Regions from separate parts of the Mus musculus genome. Here regions 1, 2, 3 and 5 are each linked to region 4. The links are chromatin loops, found by intact Hi-C in ENCODE. Cell type or tissue: heart. All regions are shown on one strand. Links, peaks and the distances in the headings refer to the core of each region. The heading gives the core; the rest is flanking DNA. Region 1 has its middle 23 kb from the start of Gramd1b. Region 2 holds the start of Gm51668 (a long non-coding RNA gene). Region 3 overlaps Gramd1b (GRAM domain containing 1B). Region 4 has its middle 36 kb from the start of Zfp202. Region 5 overlaps Clmp (CXADR-like membrane protein).

What was found. A loop is a pair of places that touch in the nucleus more often than their neighbours do. Peaks named below come from ENCODE experiments on the same cell type or tissue, not always from the same donor. Only the 100,000 strongest peaks of a DNase experiment are listed, where the experiment ranks them.
Region 1: it touches region 4 in a loop (4-fold over the local background); 5 of 42 quality-filtered maps call a loop at or near these places.
Region 2: a loop joins it to region 4, with 6 times the contacts of the local background. A loop is called at or near these places in 4 of 42 quality-filtered maps.
Region 3: it touches region 4 in a loop (5-fold over the local background); 11 of 42 quality-filtered maps call a loop at or near these places.
Region 5: a loop joins it to region 4, with 3 times the contacts of the local background. A loop is called at or near these places in 3 of 42 quality-filtered maps.

The regions. Positions count from the first base shown.
Region 1 is chr9:40,476,126-40,482,140 of GRCm38, reverse strand. It overlaps a transcript of Gramd1b not described here. Among named protein-coding and RNA genes, the nearest start is that of Gramd1b, 23 kb to the right of the region's middle. In heart, for the core only: a CTCF peak has its summit at 2,603 (motif pointing right); a DNase peak (open chromatin) is centred at 2,610; H3K27ac peaks cover 2,643 bases.
Region 2 is chr9:40,411,789-40,417,803 of GRCm38, reverse strand. Gramd1b (GRAM domain containing 1B) reads left to right here. Exons shown (of 20, transcript NM_172768.2): 2 at 4,430-4,507. It overlaps Gm51668 (a long non-coding RNA gene), which reads right to left and starts at 824. Exons shown (of 3, transcript XR_003948127.1): 1 at 308-824. In heart, for the core only: CTCF peaks have their summits at 1,446 (motif pointing left), 2,339 and 2,539 (motif pointing right); DNase peaks (open chromatin) are centred at 2,553 and 3,233; H3K4me3 peaks cover 1,383 bases; H3K27ac peaks cover 1,639 bases.
Region 3 is chr9:40,388,022-40,394,036 of GRCm38, reverse strand. All of the region lies in intron 2 of Gramd1b (GRAM domain containing 1B), which reads left to right. Among named protein-coding and RNA genes, the nearest start is that of Gm51668, 26 kb to the left of the region's middle. In heart, for the core only: a CTCF peak has its summit at 3,014 (motif pointing right); no DNase peak of the experiment used is centred there; H3K4me3 peaks cover 1,351 bases; H3K27ac peaks cover 1,055 bases.
Region 4 is chr9:40,225,160-40,231,174 of GRCm38, reverse strand. No RefSeq gene overlaps it. Among named protein-coding and RNA genes, the nearest start is that of Zfp202, 36 kb to the right of the region's middle. In heart, for the core only: a CTCF peak has its summit at 2,894 (motif pointing left); no DNase peak of the experiment used is centred there; H3K27me3 peaks cover 327 bases.
Region 5 is chr9:40,753,722-40,759,736 of GRCm38, reverse strand. The region is part of intron 1 of Clmp (CXADR-like membrane protein); the gene reads right to left. Among named protein-coding and RNA genes, the nearest start is that of Hspa8, 45 kb to the left of the region's middle. In heart, for the core only: CTCF peaks have their summits at 1,794 (motif pointing right), 2,256 (motif pointing left) and 3,204 (motif pointing left); DNase peaks (open chromatin) are centred at 1,846, 2,236, 2,546 and 3,176; H3K4me3 peaks cover 1,710 bases; H3K27ac peaks cover 1,753 bases.

The DNA of each region.
Region 1 (6,015 bases), core at 542-5,541, 250 kb before region 4:
TGAATGTTGCAAAACGGTGATGGTCTATAGTTACTTCGTTAGAATACCTTTCAAAGCAGATGCTTTTTCTCAACTACTATGGCCCAAGTATGTAGTCAGTACAAGAAAACAACCATTTTTTTTCAGTTGATTTAAAAAAATTTTTTTTAATGTGTTTCATTTTTGATAGTTTTGCTTTGGAGCCAATGCCGACCTCAGACTCAGTATGTCTTCCCAGCTTCTTGAGTGCTGAAAATCTAGGCTTCCATCTCATCCCAAAGTACAATAACTTAGAGCCAAAGAAGCTAAGTAACAGACCCCCAAACCACACCACAATGAGAGTCACAGAGTTAATTCACTAAGCCACGATCACAGGGGATCACAGGGTACGTTGGTAGTAGAGATTGAGTTAGCTGGGGGCTCTCCTGTCTTCTGCGTGCACTCGACTCTTTCAGGAACAGAACCGGAGATTCAGAACCAAAAATTGTTCTTGAGACAAAGAGCAGCCAATCTCCAAGTCATTGTTCATCCTCCCTCCCCAGTCCCAGCTCTTTGTCTTCACTTCCCTGCCTTGCAGCCTGGCTAGACTCATTGGTGAGGGATGGGGAGGCATCCATTTGGACTGCTCCAACGTGGAGCTGGCAATGTGGATGCTTTGCTTGGTATTGGGGAGGAAGGGGAGATGTGCCTTTGTTGCTGTGTTGTTAGACTCTGGCCACCACAATATCCCCTCCTGCCAAGTTCTGCCCTGATCTCAGCAGGACAGTAGGAACTCAACTCCAGTTTGAAAGCTCCAGCCGTTCATCTAGAAGAGCCCTAGCCAAGAAACCCCTCTCCACTGCATTAACGTGGGGGAGGGGGCAGAATTTAACAGAAGTCAGGGTAAAAGATAATAGTGGAAATTCACTCTCATGACAGACAGATGGCCTTGGACCCACCCCCTTCTCTTCCTGTCCCCTCTGCTCTTCTTGCAGCTATCCCTTCTCTCCTCCCCACAAAAGTTTTTGATCGGATGGAGAAAGGCCAGCGGGAGATAAGAACCAACTGGATTCAGAGCCCCAAGGACAGGGATGGTGACTCTGGTCTATGTTTGAAGCACACTGTTGTGGTTACTCTCTGGAGCAGTAAGGATGGCTGTGTGGATAGGACTCTTAGGAGTGAAATGAAACTTTATAGCAGTAGGTATTGCTTACACCAGTATTTTTGTGCTAAGACTCCTCAAGAGGCTGATCACCCAAGTCCTTCCTCATTGTCAGAGGAGTCTGGAAGACTCTTTTGTACAGGTATAGACTGTATTATATGCAAGAAACTATAGTGTAGTTTTTTTTTTAAATTTGTGATTGCAAAATCTATTTACCACATTGTGATTAGAATATCATAGAAACAAAATAATAGAATACACAACAGGCCAGGATGGATTACATGGGAAAATGAGTGTTTCACTAGATTCTTTGGGCATTGTGTGTGTGGGGGGGGGGGGTTAGCATCAGGATGTACAGTGGTTGTATTGTGTTTTAGATCGAGGTTCACAGTCAAAAAACTAAATAATGTTGCTCTGCAGAAAGTCTTAGGGGTACACATGATGAGACGATCCAGCAGGCAAAGGCTTGTCATCAAGTTTGAACACATGAGTTCGGTCTGACCTAGACACACAAAAGCACACATGCAGAAATAGATGTAATAAAAATAAAGTAGTAGGGATAAAGATTTGGACGTCCTGTGGTCTGTGCTGTTGTGTAACTGGGACCTTAATCTCTCTGACTGAGCCTTATTTTCCTGTATGTGGGGTGAATGAAGAGAACCAGAACAATGAGTTAATAAGCTCCTTCTAGGCCCTCGGCTCCATAACGTTTAAGGTGAGTAAGAATTCGACCTCCCTCATAGGGTTGTCAATGGAAGAGATGACCTCTCTCCAGAGTAAACACCATATATCATCATGCTATAGAAATACACTAATATTTCTCATAAAAGTATGTTCTCCTTAAACCTCAGCTCATTCATTCATTGAGTATATACTGATATGGCAGACACTGGTCCTGATGCTAGGGAGTCAACTATGGGATAAAACTTGTGGTGTCTCTACCTTGAAGCTTCCTGTTGTAATGTCCCTCCTTCTCCCAACATATCAAGAATAATCCTACGCACACAAGAGGAGCGTTATAGTTTTTTTTTTAACTTACTAGTTTGTGTCCTGATCTTTTCAACTCCATCCAGTGTAGATATATCCATAGAGAGCCGACAATGTGACACTTCAGGGGGTCTTTTGTGCTCTGTACGTGACCTGACCTGAAAATCCCAAGCCATTGGACATATAAACATTCCATTATTATTTTCTTTAAATAGTGTCTCCCTCCATCTCCTGAAGCTATTGAACATATAGATCTGTCACTGGAAAGCTATCCACGCTCACTTTAAAAGTCTTTTTTAGCTTCTTGACATACTAATCTACTGTCAGACAAACACCCTCTGGGAATTTTATGACTAGGGTGACATTTTCCTGGCCTGCAGACCCAGGAGTGATGTCTGGAAAAGAGTATGGTCTGTGAGATCTGCATTTGGTTCTGAGGCGCCCAAGCTGAACTCTGGAAGAACCGTGGGTGCAGAGACATCTGGGGTCATCCTGGCCAGCAGAGGGCAGTAAGAACCCATCTTCTACACCACCAGGTATCAGACCCTTTCTGTCACATCTGGGCAGTTGTCAATATGACTGACTGGTTTACAGTCTTTTGCACACATGTTGGGTTAGACCAGAGCTCCCAGAACGACAGGGAAATAAGTAAGCTGACCCTAGCACCTCCTTCTCAGCTTTCGAAATTAGACATGCAGGTATGTTGCTGTATTTAATGCATGTTCAAGGGACATGGGTACATCAAGGTTGGACTGGTCTCTGGGAACAGAGCCTTCCACAAAGCAGAACCGTCACCTTCTGGAGACTCCGAGTCTTGGTTCTTCAACAGACAAATGGCTTGTTATCCCCTAAGGTTATCCCCACACAATTCTGAACCATGAATGCGTTTCCTGAGGTGCAAAGTCTGGGAGTCAAGGTTGCTATCTTGACCAGTTCAGGGGAGGCATTGTGGAGATATGTGGATGATATGTGATATGTGGAGATATGTGGATGGGATTTGAGGAGGTGGCCTTTGGTGTTGCTGCTGTAAGAAATATCACACATGAGTTTTTCCTACCAAATACCATTAAAACTTGTATTTAGGACAAAGAATTAAAACCTTTTGTTTCCTCCACCTTGTAAGCCTTGAAAAGGTTTTAGTCTGCCCCACCCAGTGAAAGCTTTGTTTACTCAAAAGCCCTCTACACTGTTCTAGGAATTTGATGGCTGGAAGCTTTTTCTCCTTGGAGCCGTGAGTCATTTTTCTTTTCCTCCACTGCCAATTCTTCTCATCTTAGCCAATCTAATGAGATTGCGAATTTGTGCTCCAGCCAATGGGAAAAAGACACAGTCCTCATCTTCCTTAGAATTCAAAACCAAGTGCATGTCCTGTCTTAGGTGGTTTGTGTTAGCTGTCAGACAGTTCCACAGCAAACTCAAGGGGCCCAGCAACTGCGGGGCACATCATACTAGCTGTAGAGGTGACACGTTTCTGCTGTTGCCTCATGTCACATGGCCTCCCCCTGCGTATGCACAAGCATCCCCTACATCCCCTAATAGAAGCCCCTCACCCTATTTCACCTCCTTCCCTCCCCATTTTCTCCACCCAGAAGCAGCCTCTGTTCCCTTTGCCCCTTCCCAGAATAAACCTCTCACGTGAGACCTGTCACATGGTATGACTTCATGGATTCCACCGTATAGATATGGCAGCTTGTGCTTGCTCTTCAGGAATACACCCTCTTTATCAGGAGTAAGAATTGCCTTGTTAAGACTCTTCCGTTGGTATGGTGGTCTCTTTGTGAGCCTAAATTTAGTTCGACTGCAGATAAGCTTTGGAAAAGTGGCAGGGACTGAAGCTGTAGCCTCCTGTGGAATTCTGAGCCAGGAGTCTCTGTTCTATTAGATCAGCTTAGAGGAATGGGTTCACCATTGTAATCCCAAGTTTTCCCAGTGTCTCTTTGATATTAAGACTGTATCGCCCCCAGAACACCAGGAATAATAATAGTATGAGACATTAAAACAGTGCAGAAAACAATTGGGATTTTGCTAGCACTGTGTGGTGTCTTTACAAGTAGTCGTTTGCTTCTATGGAAGCTATCATCAGTTGTGTAGACTGAGGTCTAGGCTAAGCTAAAATCAGTATTGTAGTATTGTACTTTTCAACAAGATGGCACCTGAGGTGAACAAGGACCCTCCTACTCCTCCAAAGCCAAGGCCAAGGCTTTGGTAGCTAAAAGAGCTGTGCCGACCTTGAGTCCCCTGGCCACTATGTGAGCCATGTAGGAGATGGAAAGCAGTAGCATCCAGTGTTTATTCTGAAGATCAAGGCCAATAAGCAAGACTGAGAAGAAGTTCTAAGGCTCTGTTGTGTCTAAAGTCAATGACCCAGTCAAACCCAAAGGGGAAAAGAAGCTGTCTGTTCCACAGGCTGCTGATTATGATGCTGCAGATTTGGCAATAAAATTAGGGGCTTCTGAATCGAATCCACAGAGTAGCTGAGTGTGTGAAAGAATGTCTTGTATCTCACTGCTTTCTAAGGAAAGAGCAGCCTGTGGGAACCCTCTTCTTTGCACTCCCAGAGCCCAGAAGGGTGTCATTTAACACAGCTTGTGTTTGGTGGGAACATCCATGAGCTCCAACAATGGAAGCTGTGAGCACCCGGGAATGAACCTGATACAGTATTTGGCTCTTTAGCACGTGAAGGTCTTTGAATTCAATTCCCAGCACCATAAAAATAGACAGATAGACAGACACGGCAAACAGACCCATGTCTTTTTGCTCTTGTCTTTAACAAGTTTCTGGTGTTCTCTCCAAAAGGTGTTGAGTGGTTTGCATACATTTAAGTAGCTAAGAATTACTATCGAAAGATACAGTTTAGAAAGAGTTTACCCTCACCACCCACAGCCTTCCCGCTGGACTCTGCCAAACTTGTCTGATCTGAAGCAGCGCTGGGAGATAATAGCCAAAAAGATCATGAAGTCAGAGACCAGACCTGGAAGGTTTGGGAATAAGGAAAAAGGAACTCATAGAAGCAGAATAAGGTTGTGGGTGAGGTGGGAAGTCTTTATGGATAGAAGTGGGGAGAAAGAAATGAAGGTGATATTGAGAAGTAACCATGTTAGGTAGGATAGAAGAAGAGGGAGAGGAGGAGGAGGAGGAAAGAGAAGAGGAGGAGGAAAGAGAAGAGGAGGAAGAAAGAGAAGAGGAGGAAGAAAGAGAAGAAGAGGAAGAAGGAGAAGAAGAGGAAGAAGAAGGAGAAGGGGAAGGGGAAAAGGGGGAAGAGGAAGGGGAAGGAGGAGGAGGAGGAAGAGAAGGAGAAAGAGAAAGAGGGAGAAGTAGTCCAGCCACCCAGAACCCAGAGAGACATTGCAGAATCAAATCATTTAGCATAAAATCAGCTGTTCCCAGATTTCCCACCAGTGTTCCACCTGGGAATGATGACAAGATACTAGGTGAGCAGCAGGCCCAAGGCCAGCCTGCTGCTATTGCCAGAGTCACTGGATCATGGCAGTTGTGACCTACATCAGAATACCTGCTACTCCTCTTCTTCAAAGTCAGAACAGCTCATGCTTAACTGGAATTGAGGAAGGGCAAAGAAGATCTAGGAGAAGATGCTGGCAAAGTGAAATAACAGTCTATGATGAAGGAGGCTGCGGTGCCAGAACAAGAATAGAGAACTGGTCCGTAGACAGCTCATACTCTATGTTTAAGGAGGCTGTGGTGCCAGAACGAGAATAGAGAGTGTGTCCTTAGACGTCATATGTGAGCGAGGTCCTTGTTCTTCTCCTTGGTTACTGAGTGGCTTACAGGCAAGACTTAACTTTTCTGCTCATAAGAGTCTATCACAGTTATAAATAACAGTGTATAGAAGTGTTCCACTTGCCGGGTACGGTGGCGCATGCCTTTAATCCCAGCACTCGGGAGGCAGA
Region 2 (6,015 bases), core at 535-5,534, 190 kb before region 4:
AAATAGGCACTTTGGTCTCTCCAGTCTTGGTGTGGGTGGCTCCCATCACGGTTGAGGAGTACTGAGTTTCATCTTGCAAGCCTTGTGACAGCTTGGGCCCACCTGAATCTCAAACTTTAGTTTAGAGATTTAGTGCATCATTGCCTGGGAGAGGAAGAGCTAACTGTCCTCAGGAGATGCCCTTCCAGGAAAGGGGCTGGGCACAGTGGCCACATGTGCCTGGGGTCCCATGTGCTACTGGGAAGCTGGAAGCCTGGAAGTTCAAGCCCAAGGGGTGATGAGTTCAAGGTCAATCTAGGAAACTTACTGGTGCTGTCTCAAGATAAAAGAAGGCCCAGGCCTCAGTGGGAGAGGACTTTCCAACACAGGAAAGACCCCGGGCTCCATCCCCAGAGCTGCAAAAATAAAAGAAGACATTAAACTAAATAAAATATTGAAAGGATACCAGGTTCCATCTCCATCAGATGGAACAAGTGCATCTTCTTATGGCTTATGAGGTTGGCCGGTGTTTTCTACCTGTGTGTCTGGTCCTTGGGGTGGGGAGGAAGATGGTAGTTCAGTGGACTCAAGGGACTCTGTCCAGCATGCATTTCAGAGTTTCCCCACCATGGCCTGCCTTCTGGAGCATGCTTCGTGAATTACTGTGCATTTCCCCCCAGCCCTTCCCCCCAGGGTTGTGTTAATGGGACTATCTGGGACACACCTCTGCAGTACTAGGCACATGGGGAACAGCACTGGGAGTCTGCTGGTTCCCTCAGGTATATTCAAGAATTCTGTGTGAGTGTGTGTGTGTATGTTAGTGTATGTATGTGTGTATGTCTAAGTGTTTGAATGTATGCATATATGAGAGCGTTGTGTATTAGTGTGTGGTGGTTTGAATATGCTTGGCCCAGGGAGTGGCACTATTGGAAGGTATGGCGCTGTTGGAGTAGGTGTGGCTTTGTTGGAGGAAGTGTGTCACTGTGGGTATGGGCTTTAAGACCCTCATCCTTGCTGCGTGGAAGCCAGTATTCTGCTAGCAGCCTCCAGATGAAGAGGTAGACCTCTCAGCTCCTCCTGCACCATGCCTGCCTGGATGCTGCCCTGCTTCCACCTTGATGATAATAGACTGAACCTCTGAACCTGTAAGCCAGCCCCAATTAAATGTTGTCCTTATAAGAGTTGCCTTGGTCATGGTGTCTGTTCACAGCAGTAAAACCCTAACTAAGATAGTGTGTGTGTGCGTGCATTAGTGTGTCTGAGTATGTATGTGTATGTCTGAGTGTGTGCCTGTGGAAGCTGTATGTCAACCTCAGGATTCATTCTTCAGGTGCTGTCTCCCATGTTTTTGAGACAGGGTCTCTCACTAGCCAAGTCCTCTAGGCTAGCTGGCCAGTGAGCCCCAGAGATCTCTCTATTCCTGCTTTCCCAGTACTGGGATTACAGTGTGAGCCACCTAGTGGACACGGGTATCAGACGCAGCTAGCTTTGAACTGTCCTGCCTCTGCGTCCGACTACTGGGGTGACAGGTATGTCCTGTCTCCCTGCTTGGCTGCCTCCAATTTTAAATTTCAATGCAAAAAGCTTGCGGTTGAGACTCTGCTCTTTTACTGGCTCCAGAAAGAAGTGAACTTCTGTTTTCTGTTCTCGAAGCACCGCATCATGTTTTGTGAAAGTCATCATTTCTCACTCTTGAATATAGGATCCATGTCTGGTTTACATCTTCTGCCTATGCGTCGTCCTCTGCAGAATGATGTGTCTTCCATGGTGTGCCATCCAGCACTGCACAGTGGCTAATGTGTGTACTAAACACTGCTATCTGAGCTTTTTATATATTTGTTCTTATAAACCTTACTATGGCTTTGTGTGGGAAGAAGTACACGTAATGTCCCGTTAGTAGCTATTCCTCTGGCAATAAGAGTCATACAAGTAAGATGTGATGCGTGATCCCTGGGAGGTCTGCCTTTTTCTGAAGGGAAATGGAGGAGGAGTGGATTACGGGGAGAGGGGAGGTGGCAGGGAGGGTCTGGAGGAGAGGAGGGAGGGGAAACTTCGGTCAGGATGTAATATACGAGAGGATTAAAAAAAAGCGAGGTACCAATTCAACCCATAGGAGAGTATACTGGGCATGTTGCCCCTTCCTATTACAGGATCATGCTATGCGGCCTAGGCCTCATGTTCTAGACTCAGCCACCGCCTCGATACTGCCCCCTGTTGGCTTTGTTGAATGTGTGCAGGCTTTTTTTTTTTTCTTTTCTTAAAAATGTGTGTGTGTGTGTCTCACGAGTGCCAGAGGACAGATTTCGATAGATGTTTATTTCTTTCCACAGTATGAGTTCTGGGGATTGAACTCAGGTGCGGGTCTCAGGGCTTGGAGGCAAGTGTCTTCCACCCTCTGATGCATCTGGTTGGCCCCTACTTAGTATTTATCCGTTACTTGGAACCACGACACACTTTGAAGGTGACCAGTTATTTTTACTTCCTGTTAGTAGAATTTTCCAAACCATGGAAAGACCAGAAGGGGGCACTCAAAAATCAACTCATTCTGGTGACTGAGGCGCTAGTTTGGTTATGATTTGGGAAACAACAGTGCCATCTAGTGGAGTAACTTGCTAATATCAGGTCAAGTCCCCCTCTCTCCGGTTCTTTTTCTCTCCCTCCCCACCTTTTTCTGAGACAGGATTTCTGTGTAGTTCTGGCCATGCTGGAACTCACTTTGTAAAGATCACTGTAACCTCAAACTCATAGATATCCGACTGCTTCTGCCTCCTTTAGCGTGGGGAAAAAAATTCACGCTATTGCCGGCTAGGCACCCGCTGGCGGTCTCAGTCTGTTCCCAGCCTGGCATACAGGTTGAGACTGCATTTCTTCCCTTTGCCAAAGCCTGTCCCACCAAAGTTGGCTCTGCCTCTCCAGAGCCCAGAAACAGTTCTCTCCTCCCCGCAGCTGGCTGCCACCAAACCCGCTTCGCACTCCCAAATTTCCACAAATAGCTGGGATGCACTTCTCGCAAACCCATGCTCTGCCCAGTTGAATCGCAGCAAGAAGGAAAGCATCACACAATCTTAGTTTAGAATCGATAGGTAACACAATCCCTGGGTGCAGAAACTAGCATCGTAATTTTCCCTAAGTTAGGTCCTGGTGGATCCGCCACTCGAACTAACAGCCCCCAGCCTACGTGCCTTGCTCCTGCTGTCCGAGAGGGCAGGTCCTTTCCTCTGAGTTCCCTCTTCCTTTCCGGACCCGGAAGTCCCGCCTCCTCCCCGTCCAGTGATTGGTTTCTTGTTGTCTTTATTATCTTATCAATTAGGGAAACTTTCCACAGCAGTCTCCCTAGTGAGTACTGGGATCAAAGGAGTGCGGCCCTATTGCTTAAGTATGGGATCTCCTTGAATTAGCTTTGCCTTAAGCTTTGGATGCTAGAAGAAGGGTGTGGTGAGTAGGAACATCCTTGATCTTTTGGGTTAGTTGAATCCATTGACTATTAAAAAATTTTAAGAACCCTGATCTTTCGACACCCATCATCTGCTTTTCCTGCCAAGTACTTTCCATGGCGCACATTGGCATATCTATCTTGAGGATTGACTTTGGAGCTGTGAGACTTGGAATTTCTCCTCCAGTGCCCCTGCCCCGACCCCCATGGCGCTTGATAAGAGTCGATCAGATGACCCCAATATGAAATTTCACGGGTCAGCAACACTGGAGCAAAGTAATGTTACAAGATGTTTTAAATATATATTACCATGTTGCATAAAATCCTGCTTTTTTTTTTTTTAAGACAGTTTCTCTCTGTAGCTCTGGCTGTCTTGGAACTGGCTTGGTAGACCAACCAGGCTTCAACCTCACAGAGATCCGCCTGCCTCTGCCTCCCAAGTGCGGGGATTAAAGGTGTGCACCATTACATCCAGCTTTAGAGCTCTGCTTTTGAACTCTGTAATTCATCCAGCCCTCAGAATAGGGAGAGGAGGGGCTTTCTTGATCCCTCCCTCCCTCTTAGCCCTCCCTCGGGGCAGAGTCCTAGTAGGTGGGGCAATCTCCCTCCCTCTTACTTTACAAGCCCCTCCCTTTCCTACTGCACCACATCCTTGGGGGCTTGGGTGAGTTGAAGAAAAATGGATCACTGTCCTGTCAGATTGCTTAAGTAGCAAAGTTGGAAGCTGTCAGTGCTTGCCTACCTCGGTATACATGCTTGGTGATCCAGGAAGTAGGTTAGGCCCTTCCTTCTGCAGTCTAGACAGCAGCAGAGATAGATGCCTTGGACATCATGAGAGTGACTGTCAGACGGTTAGTGTCTTTTTTCAGCTTAGCACCCCTGCTTCCACTGGAACGTTCTGTTTTCTCTTGGTTTTGTAACCCCATTTCTTTGTGTAGCTGAAGTCTGCACGACCTCTCCCAAGAGATGAGAAAGCTGGAGAGGTTATAACGTCCACGTTCTGTGTCTTTTCCTCAGCAGCCAGCAAAGCAGCCAACAGAGCAGCCACGACGATGATTCGAGCAGGTTCCTGAGTCCTCGAGTGCGCGACGAAAGGTGAGTTTGAAGAAACGGGAGTTTCGTGGGAGGAGTGGGGAAATGGCTGAGAATGGGCTTCTGCTGCTTCTGCTGTATGCGAGCGAGCGCTCCGGGAAGGGAAAGAGGAGGCATCTGGCCTTTGTCCTTGGAAAATGACTGGAAAGAGAAGCTGTTGCCCAGGAACCCAGAGGGAACAACACTATTGCAGATGCTGAGGGCATGGGGCTGTCTCTTCAAGGGAAGAAGCCAACTGCAGACCAAAGGCTCTGGGCAGGTTAGGAGTTGAGTCATGCTTTTTACTATTTTTGTTTTTCTGTTTTTGTTTTTGTTTTGAGAGAGAGCGCGTTTCTCTATGTAGCCCTGACCGTCGGGAACTGGCTTTGTAAACCAGGCTGGCCTTGAACTGACAGAGGCTGCCTGTCTCTGCCTTCCAAATTCTGGGATTAAATGTGTGTACCATTCTTTAAAGGTTGAATGTAGCATGACTCAAGTAGGGAAAAGAAATTTTGTTTCTTTTTTGTTTTGGAGCAGTCTGTGTGTCCTGGGATGGGCACTTCTGGTCCCTGAAGGCCAGATCGTTTGGAGTGGAGCAGATTGTGTGTGTCGGGGGTTACTGGATAAGAGGTGGATGTGGTGATAGAGAGGCTACATGGGGAATATGGAGGCTCCTAAATGCTGGGCTGAGGATGGGAGAGTGGCTGGTTCTGCACTAGGGATATGAAGACCAGCCAGGATCAGTTTCATTAGTGCTGTGAGTATAAACAGAAGGGTTTCTGGTTGTGAATTAAGATTGTTCTTTCTATAAATCAAGGAAAGAAGATTTGACCTGCTGGGTTGAACCTTGATCTTGTGCCTCTAGCACGCAGAACACACATTTGGAATTATAGCCGGAGAGAGCAGGGCAGCAGATGGGGAATTAAAAGAAAGCCACAGGGGCTCTGGGTTTTGTTACTTTTGGGTCAGCCTCTTGTTATGTAGCTTTAGCCTGGACTGAACTTTAGGTCCTCCTCCCTCGCTTTCCTCCAGGCCTAGGACTATAGGGGTCTGCTACTGTGCCTGGCTCGAGATACATGTTCTAAAGGAGAAAATCAATTGCATATTAGAAGAGATCATTTACTTAAAAGATATTTTAGATTACATTTAATGTATGCATGTGTGTGAATGGGGGGTATATATGTGTGTGTGTGTGTTTGTATGTGTGGATGCATGTGGAGATTAGAGGACCATTTTCAGCAGTCTGTTTTCTTTCACCCTGTGAGTCTTGGAGATTGAATTTGGTTTCTCAGGTTTGGTGGCAAGCTCCTTTACCTGGTAAGCCATTGGGCCACCTCAAGATACATTTTGGTGGGAGGGTGGGGTAGAGATTGGCAGCTTATGTCTCTCACCCAGCGCTCTGGAGTCAAGGCTAGGACGATCCCTGGAAGTGTAAATCCAGTCTGGTCTACAGAGCTTTGGGCCTGCCCAAGTCATGTATGGAGATCCTGTTTTGAAAAAGACAAACAAAATTATTTTGTAAGTCTAATATT
Region 3 (6,015 bases), core at 523-5,522, 160 kb before region 4:
AAGGGCTATATCCACTGTGATTGAATCAAACAATCATGACCAAAGAAAGGCAGTGCTGAGATTGGATTCCAAGAGACTTGTGTGTGGAGTAAAGAGGACTTCAAGGCTCATAGATTGCCTTGCTTTGTTACCTGGCTTACAGACATGTTGTGTTACTGAGACTCCTGCAGGGGAGGGGACAGAAGAGAAGACATTAAGGGACCTGCAGGCCAGGATGCCATTGCAAGGATATGAACACTTAGAAGTGTCCCTTGATGGTGAGTCTGGGTCAGGAAGGTTTGTCACCTGAGCAGGCTGGGCTAAGCAAGGACCTTATAGGGTTAGATTTCCTCCAGCATATAGACACCATCTCCCTGATTGTGCAGGTAATATTGGGGAGGCATGACCACACCTTCAGGTAGAAGCAGCAGATCTGTCTGCAGCCAGCCATATTTGCCTTGTCTACTGATGTTTTTGGTGTATGCTGGTGCCATACGTTTTTGTGTTAGGCTATGAGGTTGGGCTTGAACTGAGTAAGGTAATATGGATGAGGAGAAATGAGGGAGGGGAAGGACAAATGGTCTGGGGGCTGGATTTTGAGCAGGGTCTCAGGAAGAAGGGAGGAGTTTGGAACTGAAGACATTTCTCCAAGAATCATAGGGTTTTGTTGTTGTTGTTGTTGTAATTGTATCTTAAAAATGACATTTATTTATTTGTGTGTGTGTGCCTGCCCACACATAGCACAGCGCTCATTGTCGAAGTCAGAAGACAACTTGCTCCATCAGAAGTCAGTTTGCTCCATCATGTGTGTCCCGGGGACTGAACCCAGTTCTTCAGGTTTAGCAACAAAGGCCGTAGTCACTGAGCCATCTCCCTGGCCCGATAACAGATTTCCTGGTAGATTTATATAGTAGAAGCCTGAGTGGAAATGACTTTTAGAGGCTGACAGGCTTGCACTGACCTAATTTTTTTCTTTTTTTTCTTCTGTGACTTAGATCCGTAAGTTGTAAAGTGGATCTGTAAGCTGCCATTTTTTTGATCACTCTCTATGGGCTTAAAATGCTGGACACAAGGGAAGCCTTGTCCTTACCAGGCCAAGTGGGCCTCACTCATGGGGAGGAGATGACCACGGAGGAGGATATGAGGCATGCTTGAGGGCTTGGATCTGTTTTGCCACACCTCACTTTCTGTGGGGGAAGTGCAGCTTATAGCTTCTGCCGAGTGTTCTCTTAGGAGTGTTGCTGTCTTCCATCGGTGCCCGCTCCGGCACACAGGATGCTTACAGTGAATACTGGCATGGTGCTTTGAGTGCGCTTTTTTTATTTTTTCCTTTCTTAGCAGTGCGAGCGGTCTGCTCTGCTTTTCCGTGAGACCGAGAGTACTCTGGCCAGTTCCCTTCTCTCAGTGGCCCTCTGACGGATAGAGGCTCTCCCAAGCTGCCTGCTTTAAGGGCCAGAGAGGAAGCTGTAGTTGCTGCAAGCTGAGCTGACTGTCCCTGCCGGGCAGAAAACCTAGAGTGATGAATGGGGCTGGATGAAGTCATCCTGCTCCGCCAATCAGGCTGCTCCAACGGAGCTAGGGGCCTTTGCGGATCCAGCTTGGCTGCCTGCTGCTCTCTCATGCACCTTTAGACAGAGGCTGTGAGTCTCTGGGAGTGGAGTTGGGGGTGTGGGAACGGCCCGCCCCTGGCTTCTGTGTAGGCCTCAGTCAGTCTGAATGTTATTGCAAGGTGAGTGGCTTTACGGGGAGTCCCTTTCCCTTCGCCTTCTCCACTTTGCTGTGCCACTCAGCGCGGTGCCTCCAGCTCCTCCTCGCACAGAACCTACCCCTGCTTCCATCTGAGTGCCTGCACCTTAACACCTGCCCCCTCCAACCCAAACCTTCGCCTTGCCTTGTGACCCAGCACTGGTTCAGCACCTTCCAGCAGCCTCTGTCCACATGTGCGCCTTGTCCTCATCTCTGGGTACCTACCAGTGATGGGGCAGTGATGGGGCAGTGATGGGGCAGGGCATCCACTCTGCATCCTCTCCCCCCAGCAGGGGGAGCCTGGGGAGACCCACACTGCCCTTCTGAGACCAAGTACGAGGGGAGGGGAGATGGACTGACTGGGCCTCATGGGTATTTGTGGGGATATTGACCGCCCGCTTCCCTAACTGGCTGGGAACCCCCGGATGTTTTCCTCCATTACCAACTGAGGAGGTACCAGGGGACCCCTCTGGAGAGTGGAAGCAGGTCTCATTCTCCTGGCCTTCCTTCCAGAGGGGGTGGTGTCCTCTTTCTGGGTGGACATTTGTGACTCTGCCTTTTCTCCCTGGATGGTGCTCTGCTCCCCAGGCCAAGCCGGGGTCATGGATCCGGCCGACGTGGCGACGGCAAAGGTAGGATGGAAATGCTGCCGGCCGCACTGTGCGTAAGTGGTTTCGCTCTGCGAGTTCCGCCTTTGGTTCACTTTTTCTCCCCTCCTCTCCCTCAGCCCAGCACTCAGGAGCAGTCAGGGCTGTGTCAGGAGAGGGAAATGACCTCAGGAGATGGGAGGGTGTGTCTTGTGCTACACAGCACACCGGCCACCTCTTATCCGCATATCTGAGCCTGTGGCTGGAGGAGAATAGGAACGTGGTCACGCCGAGGGCATTTGCCTGGACTCACTTTCCATTTCTGTCTTTTTCTTTAGCTATTGCTCAGCTTTCTGTTTATCTTCATCCTACCTGCTTTTGGCTCCCCTGTTCTCTGTCTTCCTCCTCTGCCTCTTCCCGATTCTCCTGCTCCATGGGCTCATCCTAACGCTGTCTCTCAACTTCTGTGTTCTTTCCCTTGCTGCTGTGTACCGGCTAGGTGGGAGGTTGTGGACTGAGCAGCCTTAGGAGTGGAGACAGCTCATCCTGCAGCCGACATTGGCCTTGGAGCTGGTGAGGCCTTGGTGCCTGAGTGACAGGCGATGTCCCTCCCCGAGCTCCTAGGAGCTCCAATGTCTGGCCGGTTTGAGTCTCTGAGGAGTAAAGGTGGCTGGGTGCTGTACCTATGGCCTTGGACACACTAGAGGGCGATGTTGAATACTGTTCTTATTCTGGACGCTGCTGGCAATTAGAATTTTGCTTTTCTGTGTATTTTTCCAAACAAGGAGCCTGAGCCATTGGTAGTAACTGGAGGAGGCAAGTCTCAACAGCTCCTCCCCAACCCCTGTCCTGTGTACAAGGAGACACCTGTAGTTTGGCCTTTACTGGGGGCCTTGCTGTTTGGCCAGATGGCCGAGTCTCCATTCTCACAGAGGTGGAAGACTCGAAGAGGCTCAGACTTCTGGAGCAGGTTGGGTTCCCTGTGATGTGAATGGAAGAGAGTGTGAGAAAGGAGGCCCAATCAGCCAGGCTGATGCAAGCAGAACTGTCTGGGCAGGTTCTCTTGGAATCATCGACTTGAGTGATTCTTCCATTCCTCTGTGCTGTGTGATCGGAAGGAAGTTACTTAACCTCTCTGAGCTTTCACCTTTTAGCCTATACGAAGGGGAGAATGACATTTATCTGTGGTTTACATCAGATGAGATCTGACGCACACTTGAGGAAGAGCAAGGGAAAGAACTCAAATGAGAACAGATTACCCAGGACTGCGTCCCTGCCTTCGTACTTTCACGAATACTTAAATAACCAACCAATATATGGGATGCCGCAGGGTGCTGTGCATTGGCTGTTATGGGGGCAGGCATCTGGGCTGTGTTTGGATCCAAAAGTGTTTGCTGTATGCAGTGTGCTGTCTGGTTGGGATGCTGCTGTCCCTGACTTGGGTGATGCTGAGCCAGTGATCTAGCTCTTGAACCTGTAAGTGGTTTGTCACCCACCTGCCAGCTTTATGGCATGATAGTAGGGTAAAGTCTAGGCAAGGCGTGGCCTTGGGGGCACTGGGGAGTTCTGGAGTGAGTTCGGAGAGATGTGGTCATGTTGTGTCTGTATTTGCATGTGGGGGTGGAAGCCTACACAGCCCTGTTCTCCTTAGGCCATTCTATACCTTAGGCTAGGTCTCAGGTCATCTCCGGTCACTGCTGTAGAAGCAGAACTCCAGTTGGATCATTCCTGAGGTTAGCGTTTGCTCTCAGGTTCTGGACCACAAAGTTGCTGGAACTGAGAGTATTCAATCCTAGGACTTCTTTAACCCTCTCCGATCCAAGCTCTTTGAACAGTTATCTCAGGCATCTTCCATCTTGGCTCGTGAATCACCAAGCCATGAATTGGCTTTATAGTCCAAGGCCCATGAACCTCCTGCACTCTTAGGCAGAACTTGACACAGAGTGGTTTGATGACGATGTCACCTGTGGTTTCCATCAGTTCTGCAGAAAGCTTATAACTCGAAGCTGAGGCATCTTGAGCTGATTCAAGATGCTTTCATAAAGAGGTTGGTTGTATAGGCCAGGTAGAAAGCCCGAAGCCCAGATTCAAAGAGACTATGTTATGGCTGGATGCCCTGGACCCATGAGAATGTAAAAAGCCCGCGAATAGCTGAGTAAAAATTCATATTGTGATTCACAGGTCTAAATACATGTAAATGCCCCCTCTTACCTTAGCCCGCCCTGCTTTATTTCTGAGTTGCTGTTTTCACATATTCCCCCAGCCCTAACACACTGAACTATGTTGCTACAGAAAGAAATAGCCTTTTTTGAGGAGGTGTGGTCAGTCCTGATGACAGCATCCTTATCTGATTCCATTCATTTCCTGGAGGAGGGCTTGGAGGCGTGGCTTCACTTCCGGGAGTCTGGATTCTGAGATTCTATTTTCACGACACTGCCCGTTTTGTTTCTTCAAGGTTCCAGTTTAAGATTGAGGTATCTCAGGTTTTAATCTGCGAAGGTATATGAAGGATAGCTTGCATTCAGACAGTTTTTGATCTCTTGAGAACAGACACTAGAAGCATTTATGAATCCTTCGTTCAGTGGAGGTGTAGTAAATGCCATTGATGGGGCAGCAGAGCCAGGTATGGGGGCTCAGAGAAGAATAGCACGTGCCATGTGGGTGGGCGCTCACCAGCTTTGGGGGAAGTCAGGTAAGCAAACAGGTTATGGCAGCTCAAGATAATGACAGTCAGCTGGGCATATTGGTGCACGCTTTCAACCTCAGTACTTGGGGAAGCAGAGGCAGGTGGATCTCTGTGAGTTTGAGGCTGGTCTGGTCTATACAGAGAATTCCAGAACAGCCAGACCTACATAATAGAGAAACCCTGTTGTAAAAGCTGAAACAACAGCAACAACAATAAACAAAACCAAAACCTAAACAAAACAAAAAACAAGGCAATGAGGGCCAGAAGAGGAATGGCTACCCCTGGGGAACACAGAAGTACTTTCTGATTGGGCAGGCTGGGAAGGAGGTGGTCAGGAAAGTGAGACGGTGGGCAATGGGATAGCTGTGACTGGAGGTACACGATTCTGAGTTCAGATTCTAGCATGCCCATCCTCTCTCTCTGTGAGCTTGAGTGAGTTACCTTGGCCTCTGCTGGTCTGTTTCTTTGTCAATAAGGACATCCACACCATAGAGCTGCCTTGGAGATTCAAGGACATTGCTGGGTTTGGGTGGATGGTCACTGATGGCAGCTGCTCATGGAGACCTTCTCAACAGCAGAGGGAGACTGCAAGCAGGTGTCTCCGTGCTTGGGATTTAGCTAGTGGGTAGAAGTCAAGGCCAAGGGCTGGTGAGATGGCTCAGTGGGTAAGAGCACCCGACTGCTCTTCCGAAGGTCCAGAGTTCAAATCCCAGCAACCACATGGTGGCTCACAACCATCCGTAACGAGATCTGACTCCCTCTTCTGGAGTGTCTGAAGACAGCTACAGTGTACTCACATATAATAATAAATAAATCTTTAAAAAAAGAAAAGAAGTCAAGGCCAAAGACAAAATGAGAAATACAAGCACAGAATAGAAATGTTCTGAGAGCCTCATAAGATACTGAGATAGTCAAAAATGCTGGGGATAAGAACTCTAAGCTATCATCAGACCTGCTTAGGAGCAAGACCCTCCCACTCCCTGGTAGACAGACAGGAGAGTTTCCTTATTTTGCTCC
Region 4 (6,015 bases), core at 596-5,595:
TACTTGGGATTGTGGTTGGGAGAATGGAGGAAGGTCCCCTGAAAGAGCTTTGCTTTCAAATCCTTACCGCCCACACTCTAGGATCTGTCACTCACTCACTCACTCATTCATTTATCCACTCAACAGTGTTTAGCATGTTCCTGCTCTGTCCAGTGTTGAACAGAATGTTATTGGTCCTGTTCTCAGAAAATGAATATTATAGTGTGGAAAAAGTCATTTGGACATACAATACACAACTCAGTGTTGGGTATTAACGTGTGGCAAGATGACGTTTTTGTTTGTTTGTTTGTTCGTTTGTTTGTTTTTGTTTTGAGACAGGGTTTCTCTGTGTAGCCCTGGCTATCCTGGAAGTTACTCTGTAGACCAGGCTGGCCTCGAACTCAGAAATCCGCCTCCCTCTGCCTCCCAAGTTCTGGGATTAAAGGCATGGGCCATGACTGCCCGGCAAGACGTTTTAAAAGCAGGTATCAGAAAGAGGTCTCTTTGAGTAAGTGACAGCTATACAGGGACTTTGAGATCAAAGGACAACCTGAGGAAACGTCTGGGGAAGTGAGTCCTGGAGAGAGAAGAGAAGGTGCCAGGTTGTGAGACAGGAGCATGGAACCGAGTGAGCAGTAGGCAGCTAGCATGACTGGAGGATGGGGAGCAAAGCACAGAAGAACAAGGAAGACACAGGAGATCTTCGTCTTAAATGTGATGGGAAGCCACTGGATAATTGGCAGGGAGGTGACCACCCGAGAGTGGTGTTTAGATGCTCTCCCCAGTCATATCAATTGGAAGGAGGCAGAGGAACCAGTTAGAAGCCTTGTTAAACTTTAAGAGTTAGTCTGCCTTGGACTAGGTGGTAGATAGGCATTCCAACAGTCATAGAATGTGGGGATTGGCAAAAATGCGACCAGTGATGTTTGCTAGAAGACTTGACAGGAGAAAGAGAGAAGTTAGGAGTTGGGCCTGGGCCCCTGCATGTGTACATATGTGCTTTTACCTCTGAGCGCTAGCTACCACCAGCTCAGCCACCACTCTACCAACAGGGTTTGTTTAGTTCTGGGGTATGAAAACTTGACAGACGGGTCGATGGGCTCGCCAATGAACCAAACAATCCCTAGAAATAGTGAACATTGCCATATGCGGGAAAAAAGTGGATTCTGCCTTATATGGTAATTTAGGTTATTAAGTATTTTACCCAGATTACCAGGGGTTATCCAGGTGGTTCCTAAATGCCACCAAGGTCTCCTGAGACAGAGGGAAAGGGAGATGACTCATAGCAAACAAGCTTATACAAGTAGCGGTTAAGGGACAAGTCTAGGGTATCAGGTGTTCCCCAACCTTGAAGGAGCTAGGAATGGATTTTCTTCCAGTTCCCCAGAGTGAGGCTGGGCCAACTCCTGGACTTCAGTGAAACTAGTTTGGAGCACCGAGTCTCCAGAACAATGAGAAAGGAAATTTCAGATGTTTGAAGCCAGCAGATTCCTGAAAGTTGTTGCAGCTGCTGTAATCACTCATCCAACTGCAAGACAAGACTGGACCAGGGCAGGTGTCAAGATAAAAGGAATCAGCACATTAGACAACGGATGGATGGAATAAAAGATTGGCAAGCGGGCTAGGACCATACGTGTTGTAGGGAAGGCCAGGGAGTGTGTTTGCTGGAGAAGGAGAGGCAGATAGGGGGAGATGGATGTCTCTGGGTGGTGGCGCCTGGACCAGATAAGTATCTTGCCCCAGTGCTGAGACAGGCCTGCCAATTCGATCCAAATTGGATTTTTCATGCTTTAATTGGGCTTTGCTGAAACCATGCTTTTCTTTTTCATGTCTAATTTCAAGCCTTGAAACGATCCCTTGGTTTAAATTGGGCGGTTTCCCAATGCTGTTTTCTTTCTGTTCAAACAAGGTTGACTTTGATTGACTGGCAGTTCTCAGCTACCCAATTTGCTCTCCTTTGTGCTGGTTCAACATGGCAAATGTCAGCCCCCGTGGCTGCCTCCCCTGCCCACTCACCTCATCCTTCTCTGTGGTGCTACAGCCTGGGGCTGAGGGCACAGGACGCTTGGTCATCAACCAGTGTCTCCTATGCCACTTATCCTATTCAAACAGCTCCGTTCCTAAAATAACTGTCTTTGAACTTCCTATAATCTCATTGTGGTGTCTGTCTCCTTAAGAAAAAAGGAACCTAACATGGAGAGAGTGCACGTAACTATAATCCCCCCCCACACACCCCTGCCGCAGGCTGCTGCTGAGGCACAACAAAGGATCATGAATTTGAGGCTAGCCTGGGCTACAGATTATGATTCTAATTTTTCACATACTTATATTATTGATGGAGAGTTGACTGTTTTCAGTATTTTGCTAGTATATGTAATTTTCCATGGGTGCATATAATCATTTTATTTCTTCTGACCAGCACTCAGAAGTATCTGTAACATGCTTTTAGCAACAACTATAAAGAACTCTTCAAATGTTGGCTTCAGTTGCCCCTCCCCAGGAGTGGGAGAGAGCCCAGTTGCTCCCCAGACCTACCATCTCTGGGGTTCTGAGCCCTTCTCAGTGGAGTTATTCTGTTGGGGTGCATGGTAGACTCTCACGGACCTGATGGTTTAAAGTTTCCTGCTGATAACGGTGCTCCCGCCTCCCTTGTGCTTTGTACCCATTTGCATGTCCTCATGTGCGACCTGTCTTGTTTGGAGCGTTGCTCCCAGAAGATGTTATATTTTTATGTCATTATTGTACTTTTACATTATCAATATAGCTCTCCAACCTCATAGATAATAAGCTCCTTTATACCCAAGAGCTATGCACTATTCATTAATTTCCTAGTGCATAGCTTATGCTTCCCACTGTACACTTGCTGAATAAAAAGAACAGGTGTTTAGGACTCACTCCATGATGATGAAATGTCGCCACCTTGTGTCCAGAGTGAATGAGCAGGAGGATGCAAAGTCAGTTGGCTTACTTATTCCTTGAGCTCATTTTGTTTTGTTTTGTTTTGTTTTGTTTTGTTTTGTTTTTTGAGACAGGGTTTCTCTGTGTAGTCCTGGCTGTCCTGGAGCTCACTGTGTAGACCAGGCTGGCATCGAACTCAGAAATCCGCCTGCCTCTGCCTCCCAAGTGCTGGGATTAAAGGCGTGCGCCACCACTGCCCAGCCCTTGAGCTCATTCTTAAATTCTCCCTGCCTCTTTCCTTTTCTCTGTCTCTGTCTCTCTCTATTTCTCTCTGTCTCTGTCTCTGTGTGTGTGTGTGTGTATGTGTGTGTTTTGAGACAGGGTCTCACCCTGTAGCCCAGGCTGCCCAAGGATTCACTAGTTAGTTCCTGTCTTGGATTCACAGCAATCCTCCTCCCTTTGTCCTCTGAGTGTTGGAGTAACAGGCAGGAACCCCTATGCCTTGTTTTGAGCTTTCTTTTATACGTGACATAAAAAAAATACATTGCGTATTTCTTCCACATACTTATTTTTTTCTTTAAAATTATATACTTATTTTCATTTTGTTGAAAACACTTGAGGTTTAGGTTTGTGTGACTTTCACTACTTGAGCAGCTGATGACAGTTTAAGATGCTGGGCGGTATATACTCAGGAAAAGCGGTCAATCAGTGGTCATTGTGTTCTAACTGTGTGGCAGGTGCTGAACATACTCTGAGATATATTCAAAAATATTTGACATTCTCAGAGGCTAAAAAAATGGAATATTATAGGAAAAAGGCCTGAAAAAGCCAGTGTTCACCAATTCATTCATCAGTCCGTGATCGAACACACACTGCTGTGCATTTGCCGTGTGCCAGACACTGCAGCATACGGTAAAACCCAAAGGTGTATGCTTTAAACCCTGGCTGCTCCAAGGAAACCTACATTAAAATTAGATTTGTTTGCGCCAAATTCAGGACTTTTTTGTAGTTTTGCCTGACTATAAATCCCTGCAGCCTGAGCTTGCTGTGTGACAGTCTTTCCCTGGGGAGATACAACGTGTGGGCCTACTCATCTCAGAAAGGGAGGGAGTCCACAATGGATTAAAGTAATGATTGTGCCAATGTCCACTTTACTAACAGGAAGATGGGTGGAGGGTTACTCAGAAAACAGCCACTTTACTACAAGGCCCTCCAGACATGAGAACTGTATCCCTGAACAGCTTGACCTACCCAACATCTCTTTCCTTAGTTTGGCTGCTCAGAGTCTCCACCTCCAACGACTGTTGGGAGACCCAGAGTCACCTCTGGTTACAGATAGATGAGGGGGTCCTAGACAAAGGTGGGAGGGGGTGCCAGACTTCACTGATCATCTCAGTTCTTTCTCCCTCCTAAGTCACTCATCAGCCCACCATTAGGATGAAAGGCAACAGTGGATTGATGAGGTCTAGAGACATCATGCGTGCCTTCCTCCATGGATGACTTCTCTGTCCAGGTTATAAGATATAAGGGTGTGGCCTTGATGTCAGTGGTCACAGTTAGGGACAGTTCCCTTCTGACAGAGAACAATGGGAGGTGCCTTAGATCTGTTATGACTGGGGTACTGGTAGTCATACCCGAATCCCTTTTATCTGTCAGGATTAGATGTATTCTGAAAGTTTTCTACACCAAAGTAGTAAGAACTTGGCCTTGGATTTGGGTGGGGGTGAAAGCAGAATGTGGTGGTAAGCTAGATTTGTTGTCGGTGTTGGGGCCAATGTCTCAATTGTTTTACTTTCTCCTTTGTACCCTTCTCTCTCAAAGATTTGCTTTTTAAATGTGCACGTGCTGTTAGGGGCTGAGACTCAGACTCCCCAGACTCAAATAATATGCAAAGCAAAGACGTTTACTCTTTAGAAACAACCAGCCTGCAGGGGTCAACCATTCACCACAATGTCAGTGACCAGAGGAGTTGGCAGGGCTAGGGGAATTTTCTAGAAGGGTTAGATAACCTCTAACACCATTGGCTAGAAGCGCAGCATTGTAATTAGTAACATTTTGATTGGTTGCTATGTTAGTTTTATTATTTTTGGTGAGGCTTTGAATAATTTCAAGAACCGACTCGGTTCTAACCTCATTATCCTCTTCGGCTAGGTGTTGCAGGAACTGACTCACTTCTGGACTTATCCTTCCTTTCCCAGTGTCATTGATTAATGGCCCAATGTTCATAGTTCCCCTGAGGAATCTTGTTCATTTTCCTGGGAAACTGAAGATTTTCAAAGCCAGGGTATTTGGACCTCTCAGTGCGTGTGTGCATGTGTATAAATTTATGTGTATCATGGTCATGCGCTAGTACCGGTGGAGCTGCAGACAGCGTCCGATTCCCTGCAGCTGGAGTTGCGAGTGAGCCACCTGATATGTCTACTGGGAACCAAACAGACACAGGATCCCTGGAAGAGCATCAAGCATCCTTAACCATGGATCCGTCTTTCCAGTCCATTTGCATTTCTCTCTCTCTCTTGAGAAGCTCATGTGATGACTGGTCACAGGAAATAGTTCCTTGTCCTCTCCCAAATGTTCCATTAAACTGGCGAGTAAGAGGCGTTTTCTTTCTATCTTGCATTATACTATATTACAAAGAGTGCCTGTAGCCATCGATTGATAATCACATAGACTCCTGGAGATTTTTTTTTTTTAGACATGAAATTACTATTTGATGAACACGGAAGCTTTTCTAACATGAACCAAAATTGGGCTGGCTACTGGAAAAATGAATGACAGTGAGTTGCTTTCTTTATTTGAGAAAAGGAACACGATTATGATGTGCTCAGGGCTGTGATGGATGAGTGTGGAGGGGACATGGAAGGTTGCTTCTTGGGCGAAGTGGAGAATGAATTGAGAATAGGGAGGAACTGGCAAGCAAGTATGGGTAAGAGCCAAGGGGTGGACCAAGATGTTTCCTGAGGAAAGAGTCTACAAGCAAGGGCAAAGTATCTGTGTCTCGTCCCCTACGTGCTGCAGGGCCGCTGGACACTTGTACCCTGAGAAATAATAGGACAAACTCAATATTTAACAATCCCACTGTCAACTACATTATGAGAAGTAACAGGGCAGACTTCAATATTTAAGGATTACATAATG
Region 5 (6,015 bases), core at 387-5,386, 530 kb before region 4:
AGGCTGGCCTTAAACTCAGTATCTGCCTGCCTCTGCCTCCGGAGTGCTGGGATTAAAGGAATGTGCCACCACTGCCCAGTCACAACCATGTCTTTCATCTGTCTACTAGCAGCAGCTTCTGGAAGGATGGCACTCACGGAATCTCTGCATCAACACAGGCAGCTCTAGTGCCTGAAGTTACAAAGTTTCAAAGGCCCTGACGCTCAGGAGAGCCTTCTTATTTTCAAATGAGCTGCTCTAACCACAGAATGATTTTCCGCTTTCTAGCGGCGTGCATTTCGGAGAATGAAAACATGACAAACACCATTGTACTATAAAGGGAAATTATTCATGCTAGGAGAATTATGTAAATCTAGAGAAGTTCATGGGCATCTAATTACAGGGTTCAGGACAGTCTTCCAAGGGCTTGGTAAATATTAGAAATGTTGTATGGAAATCATCTGTCTAGGAGAGGGTAGCACTTCAAGGTTCTAAAAGAAAGGAAACTGCTGGTATCGCTGAGTGCCTTGCTGGTCATGCTGGAACACATCTATAAGCCCAGCTACTTGGGAGGCTGAGCCTAGATGGTCACTTGAACTTGAGCATGACAGTCAGACCCTGTCTTTAAAATAGAGAAAACAAAGGTCAACTCTAACGTCCATGTGCCCCTAATCCCATCACTTGGAGTCTAAGGTAGGAGAATCAAAAGTTTGGGGCCACCCGGGGTAAAAAAAAAAAAAAAATTAAAAAGATGGGGTCAGGGGCTGGTGAGATGACTCAGTGGGTAAGAGCACTGACTGCTCTTCTGACGGTCCTGAGTTCAAATCCCAGCAACCACATGGTGGCTCACAACCACCCATAATGAGACCTGATGCCCTCTTCTGGTGCATCTGAAGACAGCTACAGTGTACTTATATATAATAATAAATAAATCTTAAAAAAAAAAAAAAAAGATGGGGTCAGAGAGTTGGTTCAGCAGTTAAGAGCACTGGCTGTTCTTCCAAACCAGGATTCTTGCCTCTCTTATCACGTGTACCCCAGATGTCAAGTTCTTTTAGAACAAATGTGGTGCAAAGTGCAAGGCTGTGAAATGCAACACACGTGTTACACTTATATTTGAACAAATGTGTATGTGCCGAGCTTATGTGGTGCAACCAATATAGAAATAACTTTTAAAAAAAGATTTATTATATCTAAGTACACTGTAGCTGTCTTCAGACACACCAGAAGAAGGCATCCAATCCCATTACAGATGGTTGTGAGTCACCATGTGGTTGCTGGGAATTGAACTCAGGACCTCCAGAAGAGCAGTCAGTGCTCTTAACTGCTGAGTCATCTCTCCAGCCCAAAATCATACTTTCAAAATCATACTTTTACTGCCTATGTGAGAAGATTTCCTGTAAACTAACATAGTTTTGCTTTTGGTTTTTGCTTTTGTGAGTCTGAATACATAGCAGATAGCCAGTCAGCATTTAGACCTATTTTACTGTTGAGTGAACCTTGGCACAGGGGAGGAACATCGTGAGATGAGGTCCGGTTAAATCATTTAGAGTGGAAATGCTCTATAACATTGCCGGTTCTCCTTCAGCCCACATGGCAGCCCTCAGGAAAGCGGAGAAACTGACTGCACTGTACTGTGTTGGGCTTGGCCGAGGATGCGCTAGCTTTCATTCGCCGCTGAAACCCGCAGAGTTGTCTTAGCTTCGTGCAAAGCTCAAGAACTGTACACCACCCTCGTGCATCCAGGAGGCCCTTGCTATATGCAGAATAAACAAATGCAAAGGCTCTGCTGTGAGACTTGCTGAGGGAGGCCACTAGAGGGAAACAAAGGCCCAGATTTGGACGATGTCCCCAGAGGGCCGGAACAAGGTGGTGGGCGGTGTACACTGCGCTCTCTAGCTTCTATTTATAACACATCCAGAATTAAATACAGCAGCGCCAGGAGGGTGCCTTCGTGAATACAAACGACTTCAGCGAGGCAGGGAGTGTCAACCAGAGCCTACGGATCTGCCTATTTTCTTGAACCTTAAGTCCCCGTCCTCCCTCCTCCCGACCCCCCCCCACCTCCTCCCCACCATCCTCCCCCCTCCCCCCAACTCCAAGATGCTACCAGATTTCTGGGATTTTTTTTTTTTTTGGTCATCTTAAGAAATAATTTTTACCATATGTTGAATCTACAGTTTGAGCTGGCAGGGCCCTCGGTAGTGTTTGTGGGAACTGCTTAGCATGTGCCTGCCATCTGGTGGGTGAGAGGGAATGGGCAGGTCCAGCCACCCTCTGGCTGCTAGCATAGGATTTCCTGGGCAACAGGGATCAACCTTAGGGCGAAGAAACCCTTACAGTCGGTATAACTTAGGAGGAGATCACAGCCTGGCCAAGCTAGTGAGTCGCAGGGGTTCAGGGAAGGGAAGAATTTTTGAAATTTTTGCTGCAGTATTTATCGATAGGAAGCGGGGTTTGGAAAGAGGCTTCTTGTGTATATGCAAAACGCCTTCCTGGAAGCCTTGGGCTTTCCCTAGTGGGGATTTCACGGGCAACTCAGACACTTAACAAGGTGCTAGTGGGAACCTCTCAGCCTTAGCGTTATCAACAGCCACTCCCCCACCCCCATCCCCCGGCCTGGGGTCAGCTGCCCTGGAAACCGCTCCCTCCGTGCTCCTCCATGGTAAGGTGGGACTAATTCTTCGTGTACTTGCTGCTTAAGATTAGCTTAAGATTTTGCGCTCTAAAACCTTGGGTCTCATTGGACTCCTTTGATCATTCCAGACTTTTTTTCAAAAAGACCAGGCAAGAAGGAGTTTTAACAAAAAACATATTCATATCCCCCGCCCCTCTCATAAGGGATAGTGGGCTGGGCCGTGACCAAAGAACAACCTCTAACCTCTCTTCTTCCTAAATAAGACTTTACTACTTTCCCAAAGCTCATTGAATGCCCAAGGCGGACAACTTGTCCCTAGTCACCCATGTTTGCTCTTCCTGAAAGGTTACCCCATGAGTACAGGCTCCCTACATGTTCCCAAGCTCCGAGTAATGAACTAAGGAAATGACCCCTGAATGTATAGTCAAAGCAGGCTCTAGGCAAGGCCGCAGCTCTTGGTGTAGGAGTTATCATCCAAGTAATTTACCAGCCTGTGTAGATCAGAGTTTACAAAGTTAGAGCATCCCATGGCAGGGATCGAAAGTCTGGTCTTTCACATTGTGCAGTATACAGTACAGTGCCCTCTAGTGGGCGACACAGATGTAGCCTCCCTTTCTTCCATTGAGTGAGAACATTTTTCAATGGTTAGGGGACATTTAGTATTCACTAACCTTGAGTGGGAGGAGTTTCCCCATATTTTGCTTTACCCAGAATGCTCCAGTAAGCCTCAGGAGAATGGATGCATCGGATATACGTAAGAAAGTAAGGTATTAGAAAGTAAAGTCATTCGGATATTTGCAAGCCTGAAGCAGGGAAAAAGCTGTGAATACTGTGACTTCAAAGTTAGCCTGGGCTACACTGACTTATCCTGTCTAAAAGCAAAACACAGAGAATGAACAAAAACAAAGGGAAAAGCCGTATTTCATTGTATAGATCAAGAATTAAGACACGGGCTGGTGAGATGGCTCTGAGTTCAAATCCCAACAACCACATGGTCGCTCACAACTATCTGTAATGGGGTCAGGTCCCCTCTTCTGGCTTGCAGGCATACATGTATACATAATAAATAAATCTTTAAAAAAATTAAGACACACAGTGACTCAAGCCAAGTTGTAGAGTCCTGTGGGGTGTGGGGGTGTATGTGTATGCATGAGTGAGGCATTCACACTTTCTGGAACACTGTATACATTTCATGAGGCACCATGGACCCGGATTTAGACAGTCTCCTGACCTCTCTCAGCCTTTTCTTCTCTGCTTGTTTTTGTTTTTTGTTTGTTTATTTGTAGACAGGGTTTCTCTGTGAAGTTCTGCCTGTCCTGGAACTTGCTTTGAAGACCAAGGATCTCGGACTCTGAGATCCGCCTGTCTCTGCCTCCTGAGTGCTGGGATTAAAGACATGCACCACTACCCCCACTCCCAACACGCCTTTTCTTCTCTGTAAAACGAAGAAAGGTTGTTGGAAGGATTGTACATGGCCTGGGTAAAAGATCTAACAAGGCACCCACTCAACAAACGGTGGTTATTATTAACGACAGTCACACTGTGTTGTAAAAGACAAAGAGAAACAGGCACAAGGAGGCAAACCAGGATTGTGAGGTGTTCTGGGGAGTCAGGCATGCTGTGGCTGCAGATTGGAGGGAAGGGAGAACACACCAGGTGGAGGGAGCATCTGGAGCTGGGGGAGCACCTGGAGCTGGGGGAGCATCTGGAGCTGGGGGAGCACCTGGAGCTGGGGGAGCATCTGGAGCTGGGGGAACACCTGGAGCTGGGGGAGCACCTGGAGCTGGGGGAGCACCTGGAGCTGGGGGAGCATCTGGAGCTGGGGGAGCACCTGGAGCTGGGGGAGCACCTGGAGCTGAGGGAGAACGTGGCCTCTCTTGCCAGCTTCACTGACAGCTAGTGAGGTTCCTTTTCTACCCAGCATATGTTTCCTTCTAAGCCTTGGACCCAGCCCATTCCGGGATCTCCATATGAAGGTCTTCAGAGGAGAGAAAAAAACTACATAGGCTATGTGTTGCTAACCACCAGACCAGACCTATTTCAGCGACTTCTTTAATGCAAACATATTTGGTATTTAGACAAAGCCAAAAGCTAAAGGAATGAGGCCAGCGGAATTTCAAACATCTGGAAACTGGGATGGTGTCCCCCTGAGAGGACATTTGTTCCAGGAGTCTCTGAAATAGTGGGGTGGCCACAAGGACTAGGCTTTAGTCAGGAGATGGGTCGCAGGGATTTAGCTCCACACCCTAGGCTGGGTTTTAAGTAAACGATAGGAAGAAGAAAAGAAAGGAGGGGTTGGGGATAAGGAGAAGGTGACAGGAAGATGGTGAAGGGGACAAAAAGAGGAAAGGAGGAGAGGGAGAGGGGAATAATAGAATATGAGTAATGAGAGCCCAGTATTGACGGAAACAATAATGGGGATAGGTTTTTGTTATTGTTGTTGTTGTTTTGTTTTGTTTTTTGTTTTTGGTTTTGGTTTTTCAAGACAAGGTTTCTCTGTGTAGCCCTGGCTGTCCTGGAACTCACTTTGTAGAGCAGGCTGGCCTCGGACTCAGAAATCCGCCTGCCTCTGCCTCCCAAGTGCTGGGATTAAGGGCGTGCGCCACCACACCTGGCTTTGGGGATAGGTTTTTCCTCTGTGATTTGTTACTGTAGGGCTGAGGCTCAAAGCCCTGGGCCTTGTACATGTTGGGCAAATACTTAACCACGGAACTACATCCCTAGCCCTAAGTATTAGGATTTAGGTAAAATATTAGGTCTTAGGTGGAATGTTATGGCCTAGATAAAATGTTAAGGCCTGGGTAACTGTTACCTGGCTAGCCTGCCTTTATAAGGAAATTTTCTCATATGTTTCTGCTGTTACTAAGAAACCCTCTAATGCCAAGATTGAGTACATATTCTGTTACGTTCTGAGCCCTTGGAAACCGATCCTGATAGAAGACAGTAGAACTGTTTTGTATCGTTACCTGTAATAAGCTTGGACCTGAACCAACTCCCCAACAGCTCTTCCTGCAGCTGTGTATAAGCTTTTATGATATAAGCTGCCCCTAGGATGGACCCCAATATAAGAGAGACACCTGCACTAATTTAAGAAATTATTTGGAGTAAGATTTTCATTTTGAGTAGTGGTCGAGTAAAGTTTAAATTCTCAAGACTTCCCTGGGAACTGACATCCTACTTGGCAGAAAGAGACATGTATGTGGGTAACTGCCATCCTGGTTGGCAAGTTAATTACATGAATGTTAGACAAGTCCCATCCTGGTAGACAAGTTAAAATATGAATGTTAGACAAGGCAAGCCCCGCCCTTGATTCATGTCAAGTTAGGACATGAATATTAGACAAGGCAAGTCCCCTGCCACAGTTCAATACCCAACCAATGGAAACAGGATAAACATAC